2 separate regions of the Homo sapiens genome follow, and region 2 is linked to region 1. A link is a contact called in ENCODE Hi-C or POLR2A ChIA-PET data. All regions are on one chromosome and are shown on one strand. Each heading gives the region's core, a stretch centred on a gene start or an enhancer-like site at or near the end of the contact. The rest is flanking DNA. Distances are from core to core; before and after follow the strand shown. Region 1 holds the start of MALT1 (MALT1 paracaspase). Region 2 holds the start of PMAIP1 (phorbol-12-myristate-13-acetate-induced protein 1).

Region 1 (2,708 bases), core at 90-2,589:
AAAGGCTTGCCAAGTCAAACTGAGTATGAAACGGCACTTGTATGTGTAAGGGTAATAGCATTTACTGAGTCATCTACGATGTGCCAGTTACCGAGTTAAGTGCTTCACATACATCAACTCCTTTAATTCTGGCAACAACTCTATATAAACTGTATTGTCAGTCCTGTGTTAATAGATGAGGCAGAGAAATTAAGAAACTTATTCAAGCTCCTAACACTTGAATCGAGCAGATCTTTCATGCTCTTAGCCATCTCACTGCAGTCTGAATTCTTAACTTATGCTAGAGTGAAGTTTAATGACTGCTTGTGCTAGAATGTGGTGGAGACTGTATGGCGCACCTACCTCGCCAACATGTATAAGAATATAGGTATCCAAATTACTGGTCAGAAAATCCTGCGGCCTTGGGTGATGAAAAGCTAATGGCAACAGAAATTGGGCCAGGAAGCCTCGTGTAGGGAACTACCTGACTGGTCACATTTCGTAAGTTACTTCCTTTTTGTCCCAAACGAAGCCATAGTTTTCAAAGGGATAATGGCCTTGGATGTTGCTAAGATTGGCAGAGAGAGCTCAGGTGTCGTCCATTCCGGATCATTCCAGGGAAAGGCATCCTCTACAGGGTTGCCTGCTTTGATGACGGAGATTGCGGGCGGCAGTCTGACGCGGTGTAAACCAGATGATTCCTGCTAAAAACAATCATTTCCAAGATCTGATTAGCCCTAAATATGCCACAGCTCAGTTTGCAAAGTAGTAATTGTTTAAAAGTCTAGGCAAAGATTTTGGCCAATTCCAACTCAAGTATCCGGATCTCCAGCACTACTTCCCTCTAGCAATGCCATACACATCTAACCCTAAAACGAGGAAGCGTCCGCTGAGGTTGCCCACTGCAGGATGCTGGTGTGTCGCCGGGCACATGAAAGTCCCTGAGTCAGGGGAGAGCGCTCGCCGGGGACTGCGGGCGGGAGCCGGCGACTGAGAACCGCTTGCCCCGCTCTCTGGCGTGAGTACGCAGGCCTCCTCCCACGGTCTCAGGAAGCCCAGACGCCGCAGGCTTCCCCGCCGTAGAGGAGCTGCCGGGGCGTAATTCCTCCACCGCTTCCTCCTCCAGCTGCACCCACCCGTCCTTTCCTGCTCGGGAGGGCTGGGTTTGAAGCGCGCGCCACGGCCAGCCCGGGACCGCGGGGGAGGGCGAGGGAGGCGCGCAGCCGCACGCACGCAGTAGGCAGCCCCGCCCCGCCCCTCGAGGCCCAAGGTCCCGCCCCTCGAGGCTCCGTGCCCCGCCCCCCGGGTGCCCCGCCCCTTTGCGCGGCTGGCGCGGCCAGCAGGCCAGGCTCCCCTCGGCAAACCTGTCTAATTGGGGCGGGGAGCGGAGCTTCCTCCTCTGAGGGCCGTGCCGCGCTGCCAGATTTGTTCTTCCGCCCCTGCCTCCGCGGCTCGGAGGCGAGCGGAAGGTGCCCCGGGGCCGAGGCCCGTGACGGGGCGGGCGGGAGCCCCGGCAGTCCGGGGTCGCCGGCGAGGGCCATGTCGCTGTTGGGGGACCCGCTACAGGCCCTGCCGCCCTCGGCCGCCCCCACGGGGCCGCTGCTCGCCCCTCCGGCCGGCGCGACCCTCAACCGCCTGCGGGAGCCGCTGCTGCGGAGGCTCAGCGAGCTCCTGGATCAGGCGCCCGAGGGCCGGGGCTGGAGGAGACTGGCGGAGCTGGCGGGGAGTCGCGGGCGCCTCCGCCTCAGGTGAGCTCAGGGCCGCGGCAGGCCGGGCGCGCGGGTCGAGCGGGGTGGGCTGCGGTGGGGAGGTGGGGGCGCTGTCGGTGGGGCTGAGCGCGGCGGGGGCCGCCGGCGTGAGTGAGCGGAGGTGGGGAGGACTTCGGTCATTGAGGCGGAGCGGAACTCAGCAGCTCCCCGGAACGCCTGGGGTTTGAGAGCGGGGCCCAGGGCTCTGGAGGGTGGAGGCAAAAGTGGCCCAGCGGCTGCCTCGCTCCCTGTTCCCACCCCCGCCCCTGGTGAAAGGGAGAAGTCGAGGTTGACCCCGGAGGATAGTGAGAGAAGGAAAGCTGTCAGGGGACCCCTAGGATGGGGCAGTCATCCAGAGGACTTAAAATGCAAAAGAAAGGGATGTGGACACTGCTCTGGGAGACCTAAGGAAGGCTGGGAAGAAGCGCAGGCGAGGTGATGAATGCAGAGGGTGGGGTGCAGGAATTCATGAACATTTTGCAAGGTATTGGGAAAGACTGACGCCGAACTCATCATCTCCCTCCATCAAACCAGGTTACCACGTTCTCTTCTTGACTTCACCATGAACATGAAACTCGAAGTAAAACTATTTTCCTTGTTAGGTTTGGAATGGCTGTATTAGGGTTCCTGAAGTTTTGGTCTCGAGACTCCTTTACCCTCTTAAGAATTATTGAGGACCCCAGAGAGCTCTTATGTGGGTTAGAGATAATACATACATGTAATACATACTGATATTTACCACCTTTGAAATTAAAGCTAAGACATTTAAAAAATATTAATTTATTTAAAAAGAATAACCCATTATATGGTAACAGAAATAATACTTTCGTGGAAAAACAAATTTTCCAAAACAAAAAAGTCTATTAGAGAAGTGGCATTGGTTTTCATTTTGAAGATCTCTTTAATGTCTTGGCTTAATCACAGAGCTGGATTCGTTTATGTGCTTCTGCATTCAGTCTGTCGCACTATTACAGGTCACAG
Region 2 (2,708 bases), core at 123-2,622, 1.2 Mb after region 1:
TTTTCTTTTTTGAGACAGAGTCTTATTCCGTCACCCAGGCTGGAATGCAGTGGCGCGATCTCGGCTCACTGCAACCTCCGCCTCCCAGGTTCAAGCGATTCTCGTGCCTCAGCCGCCCAAGCAACTGGGACGACAGGCGTGCACCACCAAGGCCGGCTAATCTTTTGTATTTCAGTAGAGACGGGGTTTCACCATATTGGCAAGGCTGGTCTCGAACTCCTGGCCTCAAACGAACCACCCGCCTCGGCCTCCCAAAGAGCTGGGATTACAGGCGTGAGCCACCGCGTTCGGCGAAAACACACATTTTCTAAGAAACTGATTGCTGGGAAGGCTACAGTGGGTAAGAGCTCTTGCTCTCTGTGGGCCTGCCTGGTTCGGAATCAGGGCAGTGCTCTCTGCCTAAGTGAACTTGGGCAATTTTCTACAAACCTCAGTTTCTGCACCCGTAAAGTAGCAACGGTTGTTCTGAGGACGGAATGAGAAAATGCATGTCAAAGTCCTTAGCATGAAGCGGCTCTCAGTAACCGTTAACCACTCCTAATTACTCCTCTTCATAATAGTAGAATTACTCATGGCCTCGCCAAACATTATGCAAATAATTTCACGTTCCCAGGTAGCTCAGCCCTCCCACAAAAGATTTGAACGTTTTCCATATGATAACGATCCACTCGTTTTTGCTAAACATCCACAATGGGCGATATCGACCTATCTGGAAGGACACACACAAATCCCTTCCCAACTCAAACACGATGTTCTTTCTGGCTGGCACCAGGGCTTCTGTTTGCAGTGACTTCCTGGGACCCGGAGCTTTCTCACAGGGCCTCTGGCATCTCCTCTGCGGTGATTAAGGTTCTTCTCATTTCCCTTCCCTGTTACTGCCCATACTCTTCAAGTTCGAAAAGTTTCCTTTTCCAATCTCTTTTCTGGGCTTGTTTACCCAAGTCTCTAATTGCCAAGGCCTCTGGTCTCTCCCCACCCACAACGTTCCTCCTGGTTAAACCCTTCCCCTCCCGCCACTCCCAGCTCCCGCCACTCCCAGCTCCCGCCACCACTGCCGCTGACGACGTCCAGCGTTTGCAGATGGTCAAAGCCGACCCCCTTCTCCTCCCACCTCGTTTTGTAAGGAAGTAATTTCGGGGCCGAGCGCTCTGCGCCCCCCGCCGCGGGTCGGCGCCGCCGCGGGTCGGGAGCGTGTCCGGGCAGGTCGCGCTCAGCGGGGTACTTCCCCGCCCGCGTCCCGCGTCCGCTCCCATAACGCCGTCTGCGGGGCGGGGACAGGGGCGGGGACAGGGGCGGGCCGGGCGTCTAGTTTCCCTACGTCACCAGGGAAGTTCTCACTGGACAAAAGCGTGGTCTCTGGCGCGGGGATCTCAGAGTTTCCCGGGCACTCACCGTGTGTAGTTGGCATCTCCGCGCGTCCGGACACCCGATCCCAGCATCCCTGCCTGCAGGACTGTTCGTGTTCAGCTCGCGTCCTGCAGCTGTCCGAGGTGCTCCAGTTGGAGGCTGAGGTTCCCGGGCTCTGTAGCTGAGTGGGCGGCGGCACCGGCGGAGATGCCTGGGAAGAAGGCGCGCAAGAACGCTCAACCGAGCCCCGCGCGGGCTCCAGCAGGTACCGACCCGCTGGGGCCAGCGAAGACCCAGGCCGGGCGGGGTCGGGGCCGGGGTCGAGGTCTCGGCTGGGGCGGGCTCAGCTCGCCGGGGCTCAAGCACAGACTGCACGGGGGTCAAGGTCGGGCCAGGTCTGTGCCCTGGCGCGAGCCTTAGGGGCGCCTCCAGAAAGTTCTTCGGGGTTTTTCCCCAGGACCGGCGGGTACGGCGGGTACGGCGAGGGACCAAGCCGGATTTGCGATTGGGATGCAGCTGCGTTTCACCAGGGGCAAAAAGCTCCTTTCCTCCTCTCTTTCCTCCTCGCCACTTGCCCTTCCCCGGGGCCACGAGGAACAAGTGCAAGTGTAGGCGGCTGTCTCTAGGAGAAAGTCATTGTCGCGGCAGAAGGGGCAGGAGAGAGCCCCGGGGACCGCCTGGACTCCCAGCGCTTCCAGAGACGGCCCCACAAGGGCCCCTGTGTTCAGGAGCCTAGAAAATCTTGTAACATTTAAATAATCGATATTGTGGGAGGTGGGGATAGGAGAATAGGAGTTAGTCCGCTCCTTTTTTTCATTCATTCATTCGCACTCCCCACCCCGATACATACAGCTCCATCGTAAGTTTTCAGGCCAGCGCCCCGGCCCCATGCTTTTTCTAAATCTAAACAGAGAACCCAGTCACTGCCCAGAGCCCGAAGTCTGTGTGGGCCATACTGCTGTTGCATCAGACGATTATACGCCCCCCCCACCTTTTAAGTTACTTTCATTTTATAGAGCTCCTGGGGCGTGCGAAGGAAGTGGTGCATTGCAAATGTGACCATGCCTAAGTTGGTAACAGGCTGCTGTCTCTGGCGCTTGTGTGGGATGGAAAAAGCTTTGTCTACCTTTTGTGATGTCTTAGGATTCTGACCTTGTTTCTTTCTGAAGGATCTTACTTATGCATAGCACTTTCTGGTCCGACTTAATTCCCAAGAACAGGAAGCAGCACAAAGTCCCTCTTAAACTTGATTTGATTGATACTAATACATTTATAGGTGTGTAATGCAATTTTTAAAAAATTAAGGAAATGACCGGGAAGTATTTTCTGCCTTGTTTTCTACATTTTTGGTGAAAGGGATA

The links. A loop is a pair of places that touch in the nucleus more often than their neighbours do. ChIA-PET counts read pairs that join two places held with the same protein, here RNA polymerase II (POLR2A). Pooled maps may share reads with other maps.
Region 2: a pooled map shows a loop between it and region 1 (9-fold over the local background). The contact joins the promoter of PMAIP1 here to the promoter of MALT1 in region 1. A Hi-C loop is called at or near these places in 1 of 37 single-sample maps with no recorded cell type and 11 of 50 pooled maps. POLR2A ChIA-PET finds 5 or more read pairs at or near these places in 3 of 52 experiments (GM10248, activated B cell and activated naive CD4-positive, alpha-beta T cell).

Annotation. Positions count from the first base shown.
Region 1 is chr18:58,670,126-58,672,833 of GRCh38, forward strand. It overlaps MALT1 (MALT1 paracaspase), which reads left to right and starts at 1,340. Exons shown (of 17, transcript NM_006785.4): 1 at 1,340-1,727. The coding sequence starts at 1,519. MALT1-AS1 (MALT1 antisense RNA 1) reads right to left here and starts at 1,748. Exons shown (of 2, transcript NR_164150.1): 1 at 1,344-1,748; 2 at 1-683. LOC105372146 (a long non-coding RNA gene) reads right to left here. Exons shown (of 4, transcript XR_935537.3): 4 at 2,488-2,708. RefSeq lists an enhancer at 659-918 and a silencer at 1,079-1,868.
Region 2 is chr18:59,898,624-59,901,331 of GRCh38, forward strand. PMAIP1 (phorbol-12-myristate-13-acetate-induced protein 1) reads left to right here and starts at 1,373. Exons shown (of 2, transcript NM_021127.3): 1 at 1,373-1,612. The coding sequence starts at 1,555. RefSeq lists an enhancer at 462-1,213 and silencers at 970-1,379, 1,530-1,739.